3 separate regions of the Homo sapiens genome follow, and all the other regions are linked to region 2. Evidence: chromatin loops called from intact Hi-C (ENCODE). Cell type or tissue: heart right ventricle. All regions are shown on one strand. Region 1 has its middle 19 kb from the start of FBXO27. Region 2 overlaps GMFG (glia maturation factor gamma). Region 3 overlaps FBXO17 (F-box protein 17).

Region 1 (8,000 bases), 280 kb after region 2:
TATAAAACAGGCCATAGAGAGAGCCCTTGCCTCTTCCACTCTGTAAGAACACAGGGAGAAGACCTCCTCTATGAGGAAGCAGGGCCCTTATCAGACAGCGAATCTGCCAGCACCTTGATCTTGAATGTCCCAGGCTTTACTACTGTGAGAAATAAATTTTTTAAACCTCCCAGTTTATGGTATTTTGTTCTAGCAGCCTGAATAGACTAAGACAGCAACCCAATCCCTGGAACCTATAAATGTTATGTTATACAAAAGAAGCGTCTTTGCAGATGTAAATTAATGATTTTTTTTTTTTTTTTTGGAGATGGAGTCTCGCTCTGTCGCCCAGGATGGAGTGCAATGGCACAATCTCAGCTCACAGCAACCTCCACCTCCCAGGTTCCAGCAATTCTCCTGCCTCAGCCTCCCAAGTAGCTGGGATTACAGGCACGCACCACCACACCTGGCTAATTTTGGTATTTTTAGTAGAAACAGGGATTCGTCATGTTGGCCAGGCTGGTCTCGAACTCCTAACCTCAGGTGATCCATCTGTCTCGGCCCACCAAAGTGCTGGGATTACAGGCATGAGCCACCGCGCCTGGCCAAGTTAATGGTTTTGAGATGAGATTATCCTGGACTACCTGGTAAGCCATATATGCTGTCACAAGTGTCCTTATAAATTAGAGGCAGAGGGAGGTTGCACACAGAAGAGGAGAAGGCAAAATCACTCCAGAGGCAGAGATTGGAGTGATGCAGCCACAAGCCAAGGAATGCTGGCAGCCTCCAGAAGCCAGGAGAGGCAATGAATGGCTCCCCCGAGCCTCCAGAAGGCAGGCAGTCCTTCCGCTCCTTTGACTCCAGCCCAGTGAAACTGATTTTAGACTCTGGCCTCCAGAGCAGCAAGAGAATAAATGTGTTTGAAGGCACCAAGTTTGTGGTAATTCGTTACAGCAGCAATGGGAAACTAATAAAGGACTCCAGCAGAGAGGCTGAGCTGACCAGCCCTCCTGGAGCCTGCGTACAGTAACAGGGAAGGTGGCCATGGCCAGTGGCTGGATGAGTGGGATGGTGAGAGGAAGCTGTGAAGTCTATGGAAGGTTTCCAAGAAAATCAGAGTAGGCAAAGGGGGTAAAAAGGGCAGTGTGGTGGCCAGGTGTGGTGGCTCACACCTGCAATCCCAGCACTTTGGGAGACTGCGGTGGGATGATCACTTGAGGCCAGGAGTTTGAGACCAGACTGGGCAACATAGTGAAACCCCATCTCTATTAAAAATTACAATTATAAGTGCTGGGTGTGCACCTATAGTCCCAGCTACTTGGGAGGTTGAATCAGGAGGAATCCCTTGAGCCTAGCAGTTCAAAGTTGCAGTGAGCTATGATCACGCCACTGCACTCCAGCCTGGGCAACAGAGCTAGATCCTATCTCAAAAAATAAAAATAAAAATAAAAAATTAGGAGTTCAAAAAAAGGCAGGGTGGTTAAAGTATTAAAGGCAGTGGTCAGGGGAAGCCTGGCTGGGAAGGCAAGATTTGAGCAAACATTGGAAGGAGGGTAGGGAGTGACCTATGGGGAGGGGCAGCCAAGCAAAGTCCCCGTGGTGGGAACAGAATAATAAGCAGTGGCCAGGCTGGGTGAGCAAGGAGGCTGTGGGAGGCCACAGAGTCAGAGTGGGGCGGGGCAGATCATGTGAGGCCTGGTGGGCCGTAGGGGAGGACTTTGCCCTTTACTCAGGGCAGGATGGCACCCCGGGAGGGTTCTGGGCGGAGGAGTGACACAGGTGTTCACAGTCTCCCTGTGGCTGTGGAACAGATTGCGAGGGTGGGGTGGGAAGGAGCAGGGAGTCTGTGGATGGGAGTGATGGTCCAGATGGAGACAGGGGTGGATGGGGCCAGGGTGGTGGCCATGGTCGGGCGAGAAAGGGCAGGTGCTGTGCAGATTTTGTGCACCTGGAGCTGCCTGGGTTTGCTGAGAGGTTGGGCGTGGGCGTAAGAGATGGACTCAGCCTGGGTACCACAGGATGGAGCTGCCTGGTACTGCCCAGGGCACAGGCCACAGTGAGGCTGCCCGTGCCAGCCCTGTGGGGGCCGTGCTGCCTTCTGGTTCCTGATTGTGAGCCAGGATGCAGCACGGTGTCCTGGATATGGACAGGCTGACGATGACTGTTTCCCACTGTCCCCAGGTGGATGGCAATTTCCCAGCCTCTCCCACAGGCCTTTGTATGGGGACCAAGCAGGGCCGGCGGCACCTGGGCCAGGTGGGGCTGTGGCCAGCTGGGTTAGAGCAAGGCACAGAGGCAGGAATGGATGGGAATGAGGCCCTATGGCCCCTTGGGCGCAGGCGGGAAGCCCCCCAGTACCCTGACTCCTGGAAGGAGGAGGCAAGTGGGCAGAGGGAGGCTCGGAAAAGCCCGGCCTAGGGCAGAAAGGGGTTGAGGTGGTTCTGTGAGCCTAAAGTGGGCCTGGACTCAGAGCACACTAAAATCTGCCACCTCCTCCATCTAAGGCCTCGGCAAGGTCTTTCTGAGCCTCCCTTTGTTCCCCCTAAATGGGATCAAAATGCTCATTGTTGATGAGACTAAATGAAGTCATTTATGAAAATGTTCAGCAGCATCAGTGCTTTACAACCTCACGTGGAACTGGGGCAGGCGGTGTCGCCCGGGGGTTACGAGGGAAATGGTTTCACATCCTTGCTCGGTGCCTGTGGGCTTTTCTGAGCCTCAGTTTCCCCAAAATGAAGCCCTGATTTTCCTATTCCTTCCCCCAGTCCTGCACCATTCCCCTTCCCAATAAATGGCAACATGACTGGAAACCTTGGAGAAATCCAAGTCTGGAAATGCTGGACTTTGCTGTTTCTCTCACACCCACCAGGAGCATCCTTGGACCAGGCAAGTGGGCATCCTACACTGTGTGGCACTTTCCTCTAAGTCCCTCTCCAGCAGCTGGGGCCAGCCAAGCCACAGTGCTCTCAGGGCAGGGTACTCCCAGTTCAGACCAAGACCTGTGTGGGCCTGTCCCGTTTCTCCCCTTTAGGGTGCTCTGCAGAGATCTAGTTCCACCTCCACCAACGACCCCGTGTGCATAGGTTCAGCTGGAAACTACCAGGAACTCTAGGACTCTTGCCCTGTGGCGTGGTCCTGGGGCCCTGTGGCTGGACCCCAGTTCCAGGACTGCTGCCTGGCAAGCACATGGCGCCCCCTGGCGGCCACCAGAATGGTGCTGCCACGAAGCTTCTGGACGTACCCTGGGCACAGGACACATTCAGGACACTGGGTCATCAATGGTCCATGACCACCTCTTAGCGTGGAGCCAGGTAGATGGGTCCATGTATCAACTTTCTTTTTTCTTTTTTTTGAGACAGAGTCTCGCTCTGTCACCCAGGCTGGAGTGCAGTGGCGCGATCTCGGCTCACTGCAACCTCTTCCTCCAGGGTTTAAGCGATTCTCCTGCCTCAGCCTCCCAAGTAGTTGGGATTACAGGTGCTTGCCACCATGCCCAGCTAATTTTTGTGTTTTCAGTAGAGACAGGTTTTTGCCACATTGGCCAGGCTGATCTCAAACTCCTGGCTTCCAGCGATCCACCTGCCTCGACCTCCCAAAGTGCTGGGATTACAGGCATGAGCCAGCATGCCCAGCCAAAATACAGATTATATACACGTAGGATGTCATCTGGTACTTCATATCTAAACGGCCTATCATCTCAGAATTGTACTTTCCCCAGTGTTTAGACTGAGGCTAGTTACTTAGTAAACTTGGATTTACAATAAGGCAATGCCCCTTTATTTTATTTTATTTTATTTATTATTGTTATTTCTTTTGAGACAGAGTCTCACTTTGTTGCCCAGGCTGGAGTGCAGCAGCCTGATCTCCACCCACTGCAACCTCTGCCTCCCGGGCTCAAGCAGTCCTCCTGCCTCAGCCTCCCCCAGTAGCTGGGATCACAGATGTGTGCCACCATGCCCAGCTAATTTTTGTATTTTTCTGTAAAGATAGGATTTTACCATGTTGCCCAGGCTGATCTTGAACTCCTGAGCTCAAGCGATCTGCTTGCCTTGGCCTCCCAAAGTACTGGGATTACAGGCGTGAGCCACCGTCCCTGGCAGGCAATGTCCTTTTAGAAAGGAGCTGTTTTTTTCCCTTGCCATCTGCAAAGATTCCTTTATTTCTCCCACAGAAACTAGTATTCATGGCCTGTAACTCCTGCTGCCAGGAAAAGAGACATCAAGCTCTTGAAGAACTGGCCAGTTTCTTCTCCATAATGGGCAAATTGTGCCTCTCCCCTCCCAGGGTTTTCGAGACCGTGACTCCACAACATGATGGGCACCCGATGCTCTCCGGTCAGCTACAGCTGGGCTCCAGGAGGGACAGACACGTGGTCACTGTATTTGCTTTGCTTATTCTCACAGGTTGCAGGGATATTGAAGGCTAAGACAAGGTCAGTGTTGAAGGACTCTAGGGGCCAGGCACGATGGCTCACGCCTGTAATCCCAGCACTTTGGGAGGCTGAGGCAAGAGGATCGCTTGAGCCCAGGAGTTTGAGATCAGCCTGCGTGACATAGTGAGACCTCAGCTCTAAAAATAAAATTGTAAAAAGTTTTAAAAATCTTGGCTGGGTGTGGTGGCTCATGCCTGTAATCCCAGCACTTTGGGAGGCCGAGGCAGGTGGATCACTTCAGGTCAGGAGTTTGAGACCAGCCTGGCCAACACAGGGAAACGCCATGTCTACTAAAAATACAGAAAAATTAGCCAGGCGTGGTGGCATGCACCTGCAGTCTCAGCTACTCGGGAGGCTGAGGTGAAAGAATTGCTTAAACCTGGGAGGCCAAGGCTTAGGTGAACTGCGATCGCTCCGCCTGGGTGACAGAGTGAAACCCTGTCTAAAAAAAAAAGAAAAAAAAGGCTTTTTGAATGCGGGGATGGTGGCCTAAAGACAGACTTGGGTGGAAGGTGTGTGGTTCTACATTTCCACCAGGAAATTCCAAATATGATCATTTAACATGACCAGAAAAGTTCTTGCTCACATTACTCTGGTTAAAACTTTTTGGGGCCAGGCGCGGTGGCTCACACCTGTAATCCCAGCACTTTGAGAGGCCGAGGCAGGTAGACCATGAGGTCAAGAGTTTGAGACCAATCTGGCCAACATGGTGAAACCCCATCTCTACTAAGAATACAAAATTAGCCGGGCGTGGTGGTGCACGCCTGTAATCCCAGCTACATGGGAGGCTGAGGCAGGAGAATCACTTGAACCTGGGAGGCAGAGGTTGCAGTGAGCCGAGATCACACCACTGCACTCCAGCCTGGTGACAGAGCGAGACTCTGTCTCAGAAAACAAACAGACAAACAAACAAACAAACAAAAACTTGCTTTTGGCTGGGTGCAGTGGCTCACGTCTGTAATCCCAGTACTTTGGGAGGCAGAGGCTGGAGGATTGCTTGAGACCAGAAGTTCGAGGCCGGCCTGGGCAACAGAACAAGACCTCACCACTGCTAAAAAATATTTGAAAAATTTTTAAAAGACACTGAGGCAGAAGAATTGTTTGAACCCGGGAGGCAGAGGTTGCAGTGAGCCAAGATCGTGCCACTGCACTCCAGTCTGGGTGACAGAGTAAAACTCCATCTCAAAAATAAATAAATAAATAAATAAATAAATAAAAGACTTGCATTTGATCCTTTTGTAGTTCGTAAACTTGATGATTGGGTTTTCATGCTCTTAAGTGAGATGCGTGAAATGGTTTGGCTGTGTCCCCACCCAAATCTCATCTTGAATTGTAGCTCCCATGATTCCCATGTGTTGTGGGAGGGACCCAGTGGGAGATGATGGAATCATCGAGGCGGTTTCTCCCATACTGTTCTCTTGGTAGTGCATAAGTTTCACGAGATCTGATGGGTTTTTTTTTTTTTTTTGAGATGGAGTCTCGCTCTTTCACCCAGGCTGGAGTGCAGTGGCGCGATCTCAGCTCACTGCAAGCTCTGCCTCCCGGGTTCACGCCATTCTCCTGCCTCAGCCTCCCTAGCAGCTGGGACTACAGGCGCCTACCACCACGCCCAGCTAATTTTTTTGTATTTTTAGTAGAGACGGGGTTTCACTGTGTTTGCCAGGATGATCTCGATCTTCTGACCTCGTGATCCGCCCGCCTCGGCCTCCCAAAGTGCTGGGATTACAGGCGTGAGCCACCGTGCCCGGCGGATCTGATGGTTTTGTAAGGGTTTCTCCCCTTTCACTTGGTTCTTATTCTCTCTCTTCTCTGCTGCCATATAAGACGTGCTCTTTGCCTTCCACCATGATTGTGAGGCCTCCCCAGACACTTGGAACTGTCAGTCCATTAAACCTCTTTTTCTTTATAAATTACCCAGTCTCAGGTGTGTCTTTATCAGCAGCGTGAAAACGGAGTAATACAATGCGCCTCCCTTTTAAGCCTTCTTATGACATCAGCACATTACTGTCTGACAAGAAGAATAAAGATTGGCATTGGCATTTGTGTTTGTCATCCACTCAGCCCAAGAAAACCTCTGACGAAGTCACCAGAAGCCGGTATTCATGGATGTCACAACAGATGAAGCAGCCTCCTGGGGCAGTGTCATGAGGAACGATGTGACCAGTGTTAAACAGATAGCCATAGAGATCAGCAGAGGTGGCCAGGCGCGGTGGCTCATACCTGTAATCCCAGCACTTTGGGAGGCTGAGGTGGACAGATCACCTGAGGTCAGGAGTTCGAGACCATCCTGGTCAACATGGTGAAACCCCGTCTCTACTAAAAATACCAAAATTAGCGGGCATGGTGGCGCATGCCTATAGTCCCAGCTACTTGGGAGGCTGAGGCAGGAGAATCACTTGAACCCAGGAGGCGGAGGTTGCAGTGAGCCAAGATCACACCACTGCACTCCAGCCGGGCGACAGAGCAAGACTCTGTCTCAAAAAAAAAAAAAGATCAGCAGAAGCAAGGATGTTGAGTGTAACAGCAATGCTGCCTCTTTTGCATGCTGAGGGATATTAAATTAGCCCAAAATGACACAGGATGACAAAAAAGGGACATGAGGAGATGGTACCTGGACGCTTTGGTGGATTTCACGGTGGTGGGTTCAACAAAAAGCAAATACCTAAGTACCTCTTCTCTGTGCATTATTCTCTATCACTGATAAATCACTATACCTCACTTAGGTCCATGAATTTTGTAACAAATTTTTCTTTTTTTAAAATTTTCCTTTTTTTAGGGTGCTGGTAATCCCAGCACTTTGGGAAGCCAAGGTGGGCAGATCCCTGGAGCCCAGAAGTTCCAGACTAGCCTGGGCAACATGGCTAAACCCTGTCTCTAGTCAAAAAAGAAAAAAGAAATTAAATTGCTTTTTCCCTTTTTTAAAAAAATAGAGATGGGCTCTCTACATGTTGCCCAGGCTGGTCTCAAGCTCCTGACCTGAAAGGATCCTCCCACCTCATCCTCCCAAAGTGCTGGGATTACAGGCGTGAGTCACCACACCTGGCCACATCTTTCAATCAAACTGTTTCTATAGACAAGGACTTCACAAAAAACATCGCCTGATATCCTGAACGTGTTCTGTGTGGCCCAGCATCCCATGCCCAATTCTTCAGCAAATCCTGTGGGCACCCTCAAATCTATCCAGAATTAGCCACTTCTCCTGGCTCCTATGCCCCGGTCCTGGGCTGGTCCACCCTCCTGTCTCACCTGTCTCTGAGCAGCATCCTTCTTTCTCTGTTCCTTACTTCCTCCTGTCCCCCCACACAAGAAAAACAAATCCAGTTTCTCCTGCTGTATTCTCACAACACAGAATACTTCAGGGACTCTGGGTGTATAGGGGGGTTTTCTGTCCCACACCAAGCAATTTGACAGCAGACACCACTTGGGTGTTTTCTCATTCAGTTCAGTTCTGACACTCACTGGGTGTGGTGGCTCATGCCTGTAATCCCAGCACTTAGGAAGGCCAAGACGGGCGGCTCACTTGAGGTCAGGAGTTTGAGACCAGCCTGGGCAACATAGCAAGATCGTGGCTCTACAAAATAATTAATTA
Region 2 (8,000 bases):
CCTGCTAAAGGAATGACTCGACTTTTAACTATCAGGTAGAATCCTGGGCGAAGTCACATGAGCCTGGTGCTTTTTTTGGTGGAAGAGCTCTTTGACTATTTCTGTGAAAACTGGTCTGCTAAGATTTTTCATCTTGACTGAATTCATTTTGGGTCTCTAGGATTAGAGGCTGTAGGACTCAACAAGGACCAGCTTCATGGGCATATGATAATTGCACAGGGCCCCGCACCCAGGAGGGGGCCTCACACATGGGGGTTAACGGTCACCTTCTTTATAGTTTTATCTTTGAATTTCTGTTTTGTATGAAGTCAGATGGGACAATGGACTTCACACAAATGTGCTGGGGTTTGGAGCTAGGTTCACAGGCAGTCCACCACCTGGCTGCCTCCCTGAACAGGTTCTCAGCCACCCACTCTCTGCACCCACCCAGTGACCGCTGCTGTCCTTGGGTTTCCTGCTGGTGTAGGGAGGGTCAGGGTCCAGAAGGCACCCCTTGCCTGACAAGTTACAGGGTGTTCCTGTGAGCATCTGCACTCTGCCTGCGCATATCCTCATGCCCGAGGGAGCACGACTTTAAATAGCAAACTAAAAAAGACAGGCTGAGCGCAGTGGCTCACACCTGTAATCTCAGCACTTTGGGAGTCTGAGGTGGGAGTACTGCTTGTGGCCAGGAGTTCAAGACCAGCCTGGGCAACATAACAAGACCCCCATTTCTACTAAAATTTTTTAAAAAAAGGCCAGGCGCAGTGGCTCATGCCTGTAATCCCAGCACTTTGGGAGGCTGAGGTGGACAGATCACTTGAGCTCAGGAGTTCGAGACCAGCCTGGGCAACATGGTGAAACTCTGTCTCTGCAAAAAACACAAAAAACATTAGCTGGATGTGGTGGCACGCCCCTGTAATCTCAGCTACTTGGGGGGCTGAGGCAGGAGGATCACCTGAACCTGGGAGGTCGAGGCTGCAATGAGCTGAGACCACGTCCCTGTACTCCAACCTGGGTGACAAAGTGAGACCCTGTCTCAAAAAAAAAAAAAAAAAAATTAGCTGGGCATGGTGGTGTGCACCTATACTCCCAGCTACTCTGGAGGCTGAGATAGGAGGATTGCTTGAGCCCAGGAGTTCAAGACTGCAGTGAGCTAGGATCGCACCATTGCACTCCAGCCTGGGCAACAGAGTGAGGCCCTGTCTCTAATAACAGTAAAAAAAAAAGACGATGATCAGTCTAGAGAGAGACTACAAAAGAAAGGAAAACAATTTTCCTGCTTCTTGAACAAGATGCCCCACATTTTCATTTTATACCGGGCTTGGATGATTCTGTAGCCATCACTGGTCACAGTGCACCTGGGGTTCAAGTGCACTGGACAGAATTGCATAGGGGGTGAGAACTTACACGCTGGCATTCACTTTCCCAGGTTCAAATCTCTCCCCTATCTGTAGAACCTTAGGCAAGTGACTTTGGGCCTCAGTTTTCTCATCTGTACGATGGGGATATTAATAGCACCTATATTATAAAGTAATTGTGAGTCAAATGAGCACTATCATTATTATTATTATTTGAGATGGAGTTCCACTTTTGTCACCCACGCTGGAGTGCAATGGCGTGATCTTGGCTCACTGCAACCTCTGCCTCCTGAGTTCAAGCGATTCTCCTGCCTCAGCCTCCTGACTAGCTGGGATTACAGGCGCCCACCACTACTCCAGGCTAATTTTTGTATTTTTAGTAGAGACGAGGTTTCACCATGTTGGCCAGGCTGGTCTCGAACTCCTGATCTCAGGTGATCCACCCGCCTCGGCCTCCCAAAGTGCTGGGATTATAGGTGTGAGTCCTGCGCCCGGCCCTATGATTATTTTTTAATCATTTGTTGTGTTTGAGGTCAGTACCCTGAGTCCCAGACATCAACCCTGGGTTCTCAGACTCAGCCAACATTTCAAGGCTGTGGACTCAGGTAATGGCTGTTAAGCCTGGGCTGCAGGCCAGAGTCCTGATTTTCAATTCCCTTTCACGGTAGGTTCGTGGTTTACAGCTACAAGTACGTGCATGACGATGGCCGAGTGTCCTACCCTTTGTGTTTCATCTTCTCCAGCCCTGTGGGTGAGACACAGCTCTACTGTCCTCAGGAGAGGGTCTTCGATTCTGTGTGTGTGTGTTTGTGTGTAAATGCGAATGTGTGCAGGCACTTGTGTAAGAGTGTGAGCATGTGACAGCCTGTGTGTGACTGGGTGAGGATGTGTGTGTGTCGCACGCATGATGTGGGAGGGCAGTGAAGTGGAGGTGGGGGCTCAGATTCACCAAGAGCCCACCCGTTCTCAGTCCTGGGGCCTAAGCCAACCCACCTTTTCCTTTCACCTAGAAATCCCCGTCTGGCCCCTAAATCATCTCCAGAGACCCTCAGAATAACTTGAAGCCCCCAAGCCAACCTAGAAACTGAGTACAGTGCAGGGACCTCCTTAGAAGAGCTCCTAGGACCCTTGGCAAGCTGCAGGGCCTTCAGGACATTACTAGAGCTTTAGAGAACACGCCTGGGTCCCCACTGATGTGCCTTTCTCCTCTTTTCCACGCAGGCTGCAAGCCGGAACAACAGATGATGTATGCAGGGAGTAAAAACAGGCTGGTGCAGACAGCAGAGCTCACAAAGGTTCAGACTGGGATGGGGCTCCAGAGTGTTAGGGAGAGGTGGTGTGGGTCCTGGGTCTGAGGGAAGAGGGACTAGAGTCCTCACTGTCTCAGTGGTTTTTGTTTTTGTTTTTGTTTTTTTAAAGAACTGGGTCTCGCTCTGTCATCCAGGCTGGAGTGCAGTGGCACAACCTCGGCTCACTGCAACCTCCTCCTCCTGGGTTCAAGCAATTCTCCTGCCTCAGCCTCCCAAGTAGTGGGACGACAGGCACACGCCACCACACCTGGCTACTTTTTGTATTTTTAGTAGAGTCAGGGTTTCACCATATTGGCCAGGCTGGTCTCGAACTCCTGACCTTAAGTGATCCACCCACCTCAGCCTCCCAAAGTGCTCTCTTACAGGTGAGCCACCGTGCCCAGCCACTGTCTCAGTGTTTGAGTAGATCATAATGCCGAGACCTCTCTCTGCCCAGGTGTTCGAAATCCGCACCACTGATGACCTCACTGAGGCCTGGCTCCAAGAAAAGTTGTCTTTCTTTCGTTGATCTCTGGGCTGGGGACTGAATTCCTGATGTCTGAGTCCTCAAGGTGACTGGGGACTTGGAACCCCTAGGACCTGAACAACCAAGACTTTAAATAAATTTTAAAATGCAAAAACTCGGAGATCCTCAGTTTGGACTCAGTTTCTGCCTCTTCTGGGCTCTAGCCGACGGTTCCTGCAGTACGAGGCTTGGGCCAGCAGGGGGCGGGCTGACCTAGAGGAATGCGAGCTGGGTCCCGGGAGGGAAGGAGGATACCTCTTTCTTAGAAAGAAAGGGAAGGGCCTGAAGGATTTCCTTGGGGGGTGGGGGACGGATGGGCGAGGCCTGGGTCTCCTGGAGGTATTGGGGAAATATCTGGATCTACAGAGCGGTCACTCCCAAGGGGAACAAGGACCCCTGAGAATAAAGGAGGCAAAGTGCCCGTTTCCTCCCCCACTCCCCACCTCTGGGGGGTAGGAGGCATCACCGAATGCGACTTTTCTCAGCTGAGCCCTTAGATAGGAAGAATTTAAAGGCCGAAGAGGTTTGAACGTAATTGCTTCAGGATCTCAGGAGCTGCTGGGGGGTGGATGGTTTGTACGGTCAGGTAGGCCTGAACACCCAGGGCTGGGGAAGCTGAAGTCGATCCTGGGCCCTCGGTGGACTCCCAGGGGTGTGAGATTGAGGAGACAGGGAAGGGACACTTGCCCCCATCTGAAGATTCTTCTTTTCTTTTTTCTGGCATCTCTTGACATCGAACTTTCTCAGGCTTTCTGCGTCTGTCTCTGAGGGACATTGATTAAGTACCCACAATGTACCGGGCTCTGAGAATTCCGAGATGGGCAGGTCTTCACAGAGATGAATCACACCCTTTCTGTCTCTCTGCTTCTCTTCCATGTTTCTAATTGTTCCCCTCTCTGTCCCCGGTTTCAGGGACGTGGGAACTCCCTCCCCCCACCCCTTTTCAGGTTCCCGGTAGAGAGGTGGCTGTTGCCATGGTAACAAAGACATAGTGACCTTGGGCCTGGGCTGCCCGTTCCCCCAACCTTGGTGTTTCCGGGGATAGGGTCCAAAAAGCCCAGCTCCAAGCCCTCCCAGCCTTAACACACCATCCCCTTACCACCCCACTCTACCCTATCTCTTGCCCGCTCACCCCCAATCAGGGCAAGTCCTTTGCATGAGGGATTCGGGATAGAATCACTCTACACTGGTCCATAGAGAAAATTCACCCTGCCCTAAATTCTCTGGAGGGTTAGGTTGAGCTCCTCTGCCCTCCACTAGTGCTGTTTTCCTGTCCCTATCTCTCTGTCCCTCCCTCTGATCACAGGCCCAGTCCCTGAAGGCAGGAGATGGAGGAGGAGGAGGACTGGAGACAAGAGGGGTCATTCAATTAAATGGACAAGGAACTCCTGGCCTGCAGAGGTCAGAGAGGCAGAGGGACTCATCCAAGGTCATGCACTTACATGATCAAATGAATACTAATAGCTGACCCTCCTCTTGAGGGCTTCCTATGTACCAGGTACTTCTATAAGCAGTTTATAGGCATTAGCTTATTTAATTATTGCAATACCTCGTGAAAAAGGTACTATTATTCTCTCCAACTTAAAGACGATAAAAATCTGAGGCATAGAAGCCAAAGGCACCTGTGGTCTGTACAGTTAGAACTCTTTAAGCCCAGGCTATCTTGGGGGTCAATGGCCACACTCTCTCTTAGGCAAGAGACTTAGGGAACCTCCTCCTCCTCCCCGCTCCCCTCCCCCTCCCCTCCCCTTCCCTCTCCCCCTCCCCCTCCCCCCCCTCCTCCTCGTCCTCCTTGGTGGTACTCCCACCCTCCATAGTGGAACTTCTGTTTCATCCAGGCTTGTGATTACAAACGGTCCAATCAGAAAGAGCCATGCACAAGGACTTGCCCGATCAGGAGCAAAGCATGGGAAAGCAGGGGCCAATCAGAAAGGGTGGCTCACAGGCGCAGTCCAATGCAGAGGGAGTACAGCTAGGGATTGTGGAAGGACCAATCAGAGAGGCCAGAACAGACTGCACTATCCAATGAGGAGTCAGCACAATGGGACGTGTCTTCGGGTTTGGGGAGATTCCCTGGAGAGGCAGTACAAACTGGGGACCGCCTCCTCTAGTTCCACCAACCTATCCTATAAACGCCCACAGATCCAAGCTCCCTAAGTTTTGAGTCGGTGCCCTAGACTTGGGGGACTTCCTAACCTTGAAAGGGCCGGAATGGGCATTGCTTAGCTTTAAAAGGGCTGGAGTTTTTGCTTTGGGGCAGGGCCTAAGAGTCTGGGGGTGGGGCCTAGGCTTGGGGCGGGGCCAGAAGAATGGGATTGGTAGAGGGTCTGTATTAGGTTTGGGGCAGGAATTAGGGCTCCAGGGAAACAATTAAGATGTCTAGTTCAACCTGTTGCCCGTTTTTCAGGCCAACTCACACATTCCCTTACCTTATGGGACATTCTCCAGCTGCTGGGTATACCCTTTTCTTCTAGGGAACCTGGGCTAAGAGGTCGTTATTTATTCCTTCCTGTGGTCCCTGAACTGAGTCTGGAGCCAGACTAGATCCCCAGTCCTCTCCCAAGACGCATTTGAGAACACATGTTGGGCCAGGCACGGTGGCTCACGCCTGTAATCCCAGAGGATCACCTAAGGTCAGGAGTTCGAGACCAGCCTGGTCAACATGGTGAAACCCCATCTCTACTAAAAATACAAAAAAATAGCTGGGCGTGGTGGTACGTGCCTGTAATCCCAGCTACTCGGGAGGCTGAGGCCGGAGAATTCACTTGAGCCGGAGAGGCAGAGGTTGCAGTGAGCCGAGATCGCTCCATTGCACTCCAGCCTGGACAACAAGAGCAAAACTCCGTCTCCAAAATAAATAAATACATAAATAAATAAAAATAAAATAAAAAGAACACATGTTGTCTAGGTGCAGTGGCTCACACCTTGTAATCCCTACATTTTGGGGGGCCGAGGCTGGAAATCTTAGAGGCCGAGAGTGTGCGACCAGCCTGGACAACATAATGAGACCGCTTCTCTACAAAAAATAAAAAATTAGCTGGGTGTGGGGGTGCGTGCCTGTAGTTGGGAGGCTGAAGTGGGAGGATCACCTGAGCCTGGGGAGGTCGAGGCTGCAGTGAGCCATGATCACGCCACTGCACTCCAGCCTGGGTGACAGAGGGAGACCCTGTCTTTAAGAAAAGCACGTTTACTGAGTTCCTGGGTGGCAGTCACTATTCTGGGCACTGGAAGATGTTGGTGTCCGTGCCACTTCCCTTGGGAGGCTTATATTTCAATGACTAGACAGTAAATAAATAACAATAAATAGGTAAACAAGTAAACAAAATAAGAGGGTGACAAGAGCCAGGCGCAGTGGTTCACGCCTGTAATCCCAGCACTTTGGGAGGCCAAGGCAGGAGGATGGCTTGAGCCCAGGAGTTCGAGACCAACCTGGGCAACACAGCAAGACCTCATCTCTTTTTTCCTTTTAAAATAAAAATAAAGAGAGTGATAAATACTATAAGGGAAATAAATAAGGTGATGTGCTAGATAGAAATGGTGGCACCTGGTGGGGCTGTTTGTTGCCGCCAGAAGAGTCCTGCTTCCCCACTCCCTAACATTTACTATGAAACATTTCAAACATGCAGCCAAGTTGAAATAATTATATATATATGTGTGTGTGTGTGTGTATTATATATATATCTATATATATATTTATATAAAAGTTTATTAGAGATGGGGTCTCGCTATGTTGCCCGGCTGGTCTTGAACTCCTGGGCTCAACTGATCCTCCCTCCTCGGCCTCCCAAAATGCTGAGATTGCAGATGTGAGCCACCACGCCCAGCCTGAGTTGAAATAATTTTATAGTGAACACTCATATACCCATCACTTAGATGCCACCACTGACACGTCAAGGTATTACTTCATCATATATCCATCCAGCCACCCTTCTTCCTCCTCCTTCTCCTCCTCTTCCTCTTCTTCCTCCTCTTCTTCCTCCTTTCTTCTTCCTCCTCCTCCTTCTTCTTCCTCTTCCTTTCTTTTCTTCTCTCTTTTCTTTTCTCTTCTTCCTCCTCCTCTTCCTCCCCTCCTCCTCCTCCTCCTCCTCCTTCTTCTTCCTTTCTTCTCTCCTTCTCCTTCTTCTTCTATTTCAAAGTAACATCAGACTGCTGGTTGGGGGCCCAGGTAGGGATGGTGTGTGTAAATTGGGGATGGAAAAGGAAGGTCTCTTTGAAGAGATTACATTTAAGACCATCATGAAAAGAAAGAACCAGCAGCCATGGAAAGGGGAGAAGAGTGCATATGCTCAGGGGCTGCTGCTGTGGGCTGGTGTGTTGGAGGAATAGGAAAGTCATCGTAGAAGCTGAACAAGGGGTCGGATGCGGTGGCTCACACCTGTAATCCCAGCACTTTGGGAGACTGAGGTGGGCGGATCACTTGAGGTCAGGAGTTCGAGACCAGCTTGACCAACATGGCAAAACCCTGTCTCTACTAAAAATACAAAAATTAGCCGGGTGTGGTGGTGGGCGCCTGTGGTCCCAGCTACTCAGGCTGAGGTAGGAGAATCGCTTGAGCCTGGGAGGCAGAGGTTGCAGTAAGCCGAGATCATGCCACTGCACTCCAGCCTGGGTGACAGAGTGAGGCCCTGTCTCAAAAAAGAAAAGAAAAGTCATTGTTAAAACTGAAAGAGGGGCCAGGAGTGGTGGTGCACGCCTGTAAACCCAGCACTTTGGGAGGCTGAGGCGGGAGGATCACTTGATCCCAGGAGTTCCAGACCAGCCTGGGCAACATAGTGAGACCCCCATTTCTAAAAAAAAAAAGAAAAAAAAAAAAAAGAAGAAGAAGAAGCTGGAACAGAAGAGGAG
Region 3 (8,000 bases), 370 kb after region 2:
TAAGAACTCCTCCTAAGAAGAACTCCAGGAAACTAAACTCTGGTGCACATCACACCCATGCCAGGCAGACTGGTAGACTTGTTTATAAACCTAGGGAATTTATTTATTTATTTTTGAGACAGAGTCGCTCTGTCACCCAGGCTGAAGTGCAGTGAGTGATGTGATCTCTGCTCGCTGCAACCTCCACCTCGCGGGTTCAAGCGCCGGGCCTCAGTGAACTATTAATGCAACTCAGAACCACCTGGAGAAAAGCACAGCTTGGTCTTTGTAAAGTCTGTCTCCACAGCTTCATTCTTTCTGCGGTAGGAATAAAGATGATGTCAGAGGCTGGGCATGGTGGCTCACACCTGTGAAAATTAATATTAATATTTTAAAAATTAATGTGAAACACTAAATTATGTTAGTTGCCATTATTATGACACATCATTTTTAAAAAGTGACAGCAACTATTTTATTTATTTATTTATTTTGAGGCAGAGTCTCGCTGTGTGCAGTGGCATGATCTTGGCTCACTGCAACCTCCACCTCCCAGGTTCAAGCGATTCTGCTGCCTCAGCCTCCTGAGTAGCTGGGATTACAGGCTCCCACCACCATGCCTGGCTAATTTTTGTATTTTTAGTAGAGACAGGTTTCACCATGTTGGCCAGGCTGGTCTTGAACTCCTGACCTCAAGTGATCCACCCACCTCCGCCTCCCAAAATGCTGGGATTACAGGCATGAGCCACTGTGCCTGGCTGACAGCAACTATTTTAGCTGTGACATTTTCATTTAGTGGCATTTATTGGCCCTTATTAAGCCACGGTGCTGAGCATTTAAGCTGGATCAGCTCATGAATTCTATCATCTTGTTTAATGGGCAAAACTCTCCTTTGAGGATGCCCTTGGTTAAGAGGCTTTAATGATCTAATGCTTGTTATCTTCATGTGCCCAATAAGTGCTCAATTCATGTCAGCTATTGTCATTTTTAAACAAATTAAGGTTTTACTTAAAAAAAAGAAATAAGCCTGTGTCAGGCAAGTAGTCCATGAATGTAGCAAAAATTCCTGACATCATCTTTTTTTTTTTTTTTTGAGACAGAGTCTCAGTCTATCGCCCAGGCTGGAGTGCAGAGGCACGATCTCAGCTCACTGCAACCTCCACCTCCCGGGTTCAAGTGATTCTCCTGCCTCAGCCTCCTGAGTAGCTGGGATTACAGGTGCCCACCACCACGCTCCGCTACTTTTTGTATTTTTTGTAGAGATGGGGTTTCGCCATGTTGCCCAGGCTGGTCTTGAACTCCCGACCTCAGGTGATCCGCTCACCTAAGCCTCCCAAAGTGCTGGGATTACAGGTGTGAGCCACCATGCCTGGACTAATATTAAATTAATATCACTCTTATTTAGGAGCCTACAGGGGCTTTTCCTAAGTGCTTTAAAATACTCATTTCATCCTCACAACAGCCCTATGATGGAGGCACCGTTAGCAGCCCCATTTTCAGAAAGGGAAACTGAGGTATAAAGAGATTAAGTGACTTGCCATTGGTCATATAATTTATAGCAAGAAGTGGAGCTGGAGCCGAGCACAGTGGCTCACACCTATAATCCCAGCACTTTGGGAGGCCAAGGCAGCAGGATCCTTTGAGCCCAAGAGTTTAAGACCAGCCTGGGCAACATGGTGAAACCCTGTCTCTACTAACGATACAAAAATAAGCAGGGCCTGGTGGCACGCACCTGTAGTCCCAGCTAATCAGGAGGCTGAGGCACGAGAATCACTTGAACCTGGGAGCCAGAGGTTGCAGTGAGCTGAGATTGTGCCACTGCACTCCAGTCTGGGTGACAGAGGGAGACTCTGTCTCAAAAAAAAAAAAAAAAAGAAAGAAAGAAAATGTTTTAGAAAGAATGGAAGCAGAAAATACTGGGTAGACAGCTCTTTTGAGAAGTTTTACCACAAAGAGAAACAAAGACGCTGCATGCGGTGACTCATGCCTCTAATCCCAGCAGTTTGGGAGGCTGAGGTGGGAGGATCACTTGAGCCTGGGAGGTTGAGGCTGCAGTGAGCCATGATCACACCACTGCACTCCCACCCGAGTGAAGAAGCAAGACCCTGTCTCAAAAATAAAAATAAAAGGCCAGTTGCAGTGGCTCACGCCTGTGATCCCAGCACTTTGGGAGGCCAAGGCGGGCGGATCATGAGGTCAGGAGATCGAGACCATCCTGGCTAACATGGTGAAACCCCGTCTCTACTAAAAATACAAAAAAATTAGCTGGGCATGGTGGTGGGCGCCTGTAGTCTCAGTTACCCGGGAGGCTGAGGCAGGAGAATGGCGTGAACCCAGGAGGCGGAGCTTGCAGTGAGCCGACATCGCACCACTGCATTCCAGGCTGGGCAACAGAGCAAGACTCCGTCTCAAAAATAATAATAATAATAATAATAATAATAATAATAATAATAATAATAATAAAATAACACATTGTCAGGGCAGGCGCAGTGGCTCACGCCTGTTAATCCCAACACCTTGGGAGGCTGAGGTGGGCGGATCACCTGAGGTCAGGAGTTTGAGAACAGCCTGGCCAACATGGTGAAACCCTGTCTCTACTAAAAATATAAAAATTAGCCAGGTGTGGTGGCGGGCGCCTATAATCCCAGCTACTCAGGAGGCTGAGGCAGGAGAATTGCTTAAACCTGGGAGGTGAAGGCTGCAGTGAGCTGAGATCGCGCCACTGCACTCCAGCCTGGGCAACAAGAGTGAAACTCTGTCTCAAAAAAAAAAAAAAAAAACACATTCTCGGCCCGGCGCAGTGGCTCACACCTGTAATCCTAGCACTTTGGGAGGCTGAGGCAGGTGGATTACCTGAGTTCGGGAGTTCGAGACCAGCCTGGCCAACATGGTGAAACCCTGTCTCTACTAAAAATATAAAAATTAGCCAGGCGTGGTGGCAGAGGCCTGTAATCCCAGCTACTTGGGAGGCTGAGGTAGGAGAATCGCTTGAACCCAGGAGGTGGAGGTTGCAGTGAGCTGAAATCGCGCCACTGCACTCCAGCCTAGGCCACAGATCGAGACTCCATCTCAAAAAAGTAAATAAATAAAAAATAACACATTCTCTGCACACACCCTTGCCCACTTTGGCTTCCTCCTGCATGAGACCCTGGTTAAATCCAGCCTTCCTCTCTGCCGTGCCTGCACCCACACAGCTTGAGTGAGCTAAAAAACAACACAGCCCCCTGGCCAGGCTAATTTCAAGTCTGTGAACTTGACCCTCAGGCGGACCCCAATGCTGCCTGGCAGCCATATGACATTTCTCTGATCCCCTCCTTCCTCCTGTCTTCTAGACAACTAATTCACACCTTTTCCCTTCTCCTCTAATCCTTTCCAACACCTCCTCCCCCCCTTTCACTCTCCCTTGGCTTCTTATTTTGCAGAGAAAATGCAAGAGATGAGAAGTGAACTTCCACAGCCACCCCCGCCTCTACCACCTACCTGCACCCTTGCCCACACCCGTTCTCCTGCTGTGACTGTCCCATCACCTGCTCCCACCTTCCCGCCCACTTCCAGCCACCGTCCCTGGTTCTCACCTCTCTCTGCTGCTCATTCAGTTTCCCCCATGCACTGGATCTCCTGTTAGCCCACACAGCATCCTGTCTCCCATCTCAAAACAAACCCTCTCTCTTTTTTTGTTTTTGTTTTTGTTTTGTTTTGAGACAGGGTCTCACTTTGCCGCCCAGGCTGGAGTGCAGTGGTGCGATCTCAGCTCATTGCAACCTCTGCCTCCTGGGTTCAAGCAATTCTCCTGCCTTGGCCTCCCGAGTAGCTGGGATTACAGGTGCGCCACCACACCCAGCTAATTTTTGTATTTTTAGTAGAGATGGGGTTTCACTATGTTAGCCAGGCTGGTCTCAAACTACTGACCTCAAGTGATCTGCCCACCTCAGCCTCCCAAAGTGCTGGGATTACAGGTGTGAGCTACCGTGCCCAGCCCAAACCCTCTCTTGACTTCACCTCCCCTTCTAGCTACAGCCCCACTTTTTTTGCTATTCTTTTTATTTTATTTAGAGACAGGGTCTCGCTTTGTTGCCCAGGCTGGAGTACAGTGGCATAATCATAGCTCACTGCAGCCTCCAACTCCCGGGCTCCAGCGATCATCCCACCTTAACCTCTGGAGTAGGTGGGACTACAGGTGTGCACCACCACACCCGGCTAATTTTTTCATTTTATTTTTTGTACAGGTGGAGTATCGCTGTGTTGCCCAGGCTGATCTCAAACTCCTGGCCTCAAGCAGTCCTCCCACCTTGCCCTCCCAAAGTGCTGGAATTACAGGCATGAGCCAGCGTGCCAGGTCAAGAATGTTTTTAATGATTAACCATGGAATTTAAGCTGGCTAAGGAAGAAATGAGGGCATGGGAGGGTGAGGGGGAGTAAAATATGAAAGGGACAACGGATGGGAGATCACAGTGGGTTGGAAGGATCATGCGAGTGGGGCACTGGAGGGAATGAGGTGGAAAGAAAAAGTGATGGGTGGAGAGTGAGTGTGAGATTGAGGTTCTGAAGAGGCTGCTGTTATTCAAACAAGGTCTGGGTTTGACCACGAGAGGGAGATGTTGGGGAAGGAAAAAGTCACTAGAGAGAGGTCAGGGAACAGAGAGGTTGGGGCTGCGGAAGAACTATCTGGTTATAGAAATCACTGAGAATGATGCTAAGAGCAGCGGGAGCGGCCGTGAGCCCAGAGCTAAAATTAGGGAGAAGAGAGGAGTCATGATCTGGGTCAGCAGATGACGCATGAAGCAAGGTAGTGATGAGATTCATCGCTGGGGGTTTTGGGGAGGGTGGAGGGAGAATGGTCAGGAAGTAGCTCCCAGGAGCACGGAGACCTCCCCACTTGGAAGGCCCACAGGAGAGCTGGGTTCCAGTTAGAGCAAGAAGGTGGTAGGAATGTTCAGAGAAGTAACTGAGGCAAGAAGAGATTTTGTTGAAGATGGGTCATGGGTTCCAAAGGTCACAGTAGCTGGCACACATTGGGGTATGGGGTAGAAATGGTTTCTTCCGCAGTGGGTTTCCTTGTGGGTCTGTAACCCGACTGAGGTTTGGCCGCTCAACACTCAAAAGCCAAACTCAGGCCAGGCGTGGTGGCTCACGCCTGAAATCCCAGCATTTTGGGAAGCTGAGACAGGTGGATCACTTGAGGTCAGGAGTTTGAGACCAGCCGGCTAACATGGTGAAACCCCATCTCTACTACAGAAATTACTGGCTCGGTGTGGTGGCACACATCTGTAATTCCAGCTACTTGGGAGGCTGAGGCAGGAGAATCGCTTGAACCCGGGAGGCGGAGGTCGCAGTGAGCCAAGATTGTGCCACTGCACTCCAGCCTGGGCAACAGAGTAAGACTCGGTTTCAGAAAAGAAAGCCAAACTCGGGCCGAGCGTGGTGGCTCAAGCCTATAATCCCAGCACTTCGGGAGGCCGAGGTGGGTGGATCACCTGAGGTCTGGAGTTCGAGACTAGCATGGCCAACATGGTGAAACTGTCTCTCCTTAAAGATACAAAAATTAGCCAGGTGTGGTGGTGCATTCCTGTAGTCCCAGCTACTCGGGAGGCTGAGGCAGGAGAATCACTTGAACCTGGGAGACAGAGGTTGCAGTGAGCCGAGACGGGCCACTGCATTCCAGCCTGGGTGACAGAGTGAGGCTGCCTCAAAAAAAAAAAAAAAAATAGAAAGCCAAACTCAAGAGAGATGACAGTTGGTGGGAGGAAAAGCAAGTTTATTTGGAGAGCCAGCAAACCGAGAACACAGTGGACTATCATCCTAAAGTACCATCTTAAATCAGTACAATTTTTTTTTTTTTTAGGGGCAGAGGGAAGAGAAGGGCATTGTGATCAAGAGGTGACCAACAGGCCAGGCGCAGTGACTCATACCAATTCCAGCACTTTGGGAGGCTGAGGCAGGAGGATCACTTGAACCCAGGAATTCAAGACCAGCCAGGGCAATGTAGTGAGACCCCATCTCTACAAAACAATAAATAAAATAAAAAACTAGCTGGGCATAGTGGCATGCACCTATAGTCCCAGCTACTTGGGAGGCTGAGGCAGGAGGATCACTCGAGCCCAGGAGGTAGAGGCTATAGTCCTGGTTTCTAGCTCCATAAAAAAGTAATAATAATAAAAATAAGGAGGTGACCACTGCAGACATCTGAGTGCCAGCTAGGGTCCGAGGAGGTTGATGACTTCTTTGTCCTTGGTTGGGTCACAATGCCCCTATAAATCTTTGAAAAAACAGGCTGGGCGTGGTGGCTCACACCTGTAATCCCAGCACTTTGAGAGGCCGAAGTGGGTGGATCACGAAGTCAGGAGTTCGAGACCAGCCTGGCCAAGATGGTGAAACCCCGTCTCTACTAAAAATACAAAAATTAGCCGGGCGTGGTGGCGGGCGCCTGTAGTTCCAGCTACTCGGGAGGCTGAGGCAGGAGAATCGCTTGAACCCAGGAAGCGGAGGTTGCAATGTGCCAAGATCGTGCCACTGCACACTCTAGCCTGGGCAACAGAGCAAGACTGTGTCTCAAAAAAAAAAAATCTTTGACAAAACATAGTTGTTTACATACTTCTTTAATCCCAGAGTTAGTTTTAAAAACTACATGATTGCTGTTTTTGCATATTATCTCAGCGGTCTAAAATTAACCTAGCCATGTGCAGGAATGGGTAAAGTCCCCTTAAACAAAAATGGGGTTAGTTATGTTAGTTCTTTTGCCATTTCACTGGTCATATACCTGAAGCGCTTAGCCTGACACAATTGAACGCCAGACGGAAGCCGTGATCAGCGGTCCTGACGGGGGTCAGAGTCAGACCAGGGGTCTTTTACCCAAGTGGGGAAGATTGGGAAAGGCCTAGGATCAGAGAGGGAAATGGGTCCCTGGTTGCCCATGGACCTAATGGGGTCTCTCGAGCAGCAGGGGCCTTGCGCCCTGGGGGACAAGGTAGGGAGGGGGTGGCCTGGCTGCGCTGACCCGCCTACCGACCCCTCTCGACCTGCAGGACTCTGGCTACTGGAGATGGGCGCCCGGCTATCGCGGCGACGGCTGCCGGCGGACCCATCCCTGGCCCTGGACGCGCTGCCCCCGGAGCTGCTGGTGCAGGTGCTGAGCCACGTGCCGCCACGCTCCTTGGTCACGCGATGCCGCCCAGTGTGCCGCGCCTGGCGCGACATAGTGGACGGGCCCACTGTGTGGCTGCTGCAGCTGGCCCGCGACCGCAGCGCCGAGGGCCGCGCACTCTACGCAGTGGCTCAACGCTGCCTGCCCAGCAACGAAGACAAGGAGGAGTTCCCGCTGTGCGCCCTGGCGCGCTACTGTCTGCGCGCGCCCTTCGGCCGCAATCTCATCTTCAACTCCTGCGGAGAGCGTGGGTGACGGGGGCGGGGCCCAGGAGGCTGAGGGGGGCCGCGCGAGCGAGGCGGGGGCGGGGCCGGGACAGAGTCTGAGAGATGTAGCCAATGGGCGAGACCGCTGGAGGAGCCAGGGGGCGGGGCTGAGGGACGCAGTGCCTGGGCGGTAGGCCCGGTGGGCGGGGCTGGAGAAGGTGAAGCCGGGAATCCGAACGAGTGGGCGGGGCAAGGCAGGAAGACCCTGGCTGGGCCGGGGGAGAAAGCAAGTAGTTTGGTATGCAGAGGGGATGCAGAACAGGACAGGGGCCAGGCGCGGTGGGAATGGCAACGCTTTGGGAGGCCAAGGCAGGAGGATCGCTTAAGCCCAAGGAGTTCAAGGCTGCAGTGAGCTATGATCGTGCCATTGCACTACAGCCTGCGTGACAGAGACCTTGTCTCAAAAAAAAAAAAAAATGGTGGGGTGCAGTAGCTCACGCCTGTAATCCCAGCATTTTGGGAGTCTATGGTGGGAGGATCGCTTGAGGCCAGGAGTTTGAGACCAGCCTGAACAACAAAGTGAGACTCTGTCTCTAAAAAATTTAAAAATTAGTCCAGGCGCAGTGGCTCACGCCTGTAATCCCAGCACTTTGGGAGGCCCGAGGGGGCAGATCACT

The links. Hi-C counts contacts between places; a loop is a spot of excess contacts. Peaks named below come from ENCODE experiments on the same cell type or tissue, not always from the same donor. Only the 100,000 strongest peaks of a DNase experiment are listed, where the experiment ranks them.
Region 1: it touches region 2 in a loop (6-fold over the local background); 19 of 110 quality-filtered maps call a loop at or near these places.
Region 3: it touches region 2 in a loop (3-fold over the local background); 45 of 110 quality-filtered maps call a loop at or near these places.

What each region holds. Positions count from the first base shown.
Region 1 is chr19:39,047,609-39,055,608 of GRCh38, reverse strand. It overlaps the pseudogene LOC124904801. Among named protein-coding and RNA genes, the nearest start is that of FBXO27, 19 kb to the right of the region's middle. RefSeq lists an enhancer at 3,086-3,135. In heart right ventricle, CTCF peaks have their summits at 2,979 and 3,178 (motif pointing left); a DNase peak (open chromatin) is centred at 3,168; H3K27me3 peaks cover 1,296 bases.
Region 2 is chr19:39,323,635-39,331,634 of GRCh38, reverse strand. It overlaps GMFG (glia maturation factor gamma), which reads left to right. Exons shown (of 7, transcript NM_004877.4): 5 at 2,009-2,091; 6 at 2,562-2,635; 7 at 3,087-3,276. The coding sequence ends at 3,158. Among named protein-coding and RNA genes, the nearest start is that of LRFN1, 6.8 kb to the right of the region's middle. In heart right ventricle, CTCF peaks have their summits at 3,146 and 3,345 (motif pointing right); a DNase peak (open chromatin) is centred at 3,374; H3K27me3 peaks cover 494 bases.
Region 3 is chr19:38,949,335-38,957,334 of GRCh38, reverse strand. It overlaps FBXO17 (F-box protein 17), which reads left to right. Exons shown (of 6, transcript NM_024907.7): 2 at 6,999-7,364. The coding sequence starts at 7,016. Among named protein-coding and RNA genes, the nearest start is that of MRPS12, 22 kb to the right of the region's middle. RefSeq lists silencers at 4,232-4,526, 7,371-7,430. In heart right ventricle, a CTCF peak has its summit at 4,563 (motif pointing right); a DNase peak (open chromatin) is centred at 7,484; H3K4me3 peaks cover 882 bases; H3K27me3 peaks cover 443 bases.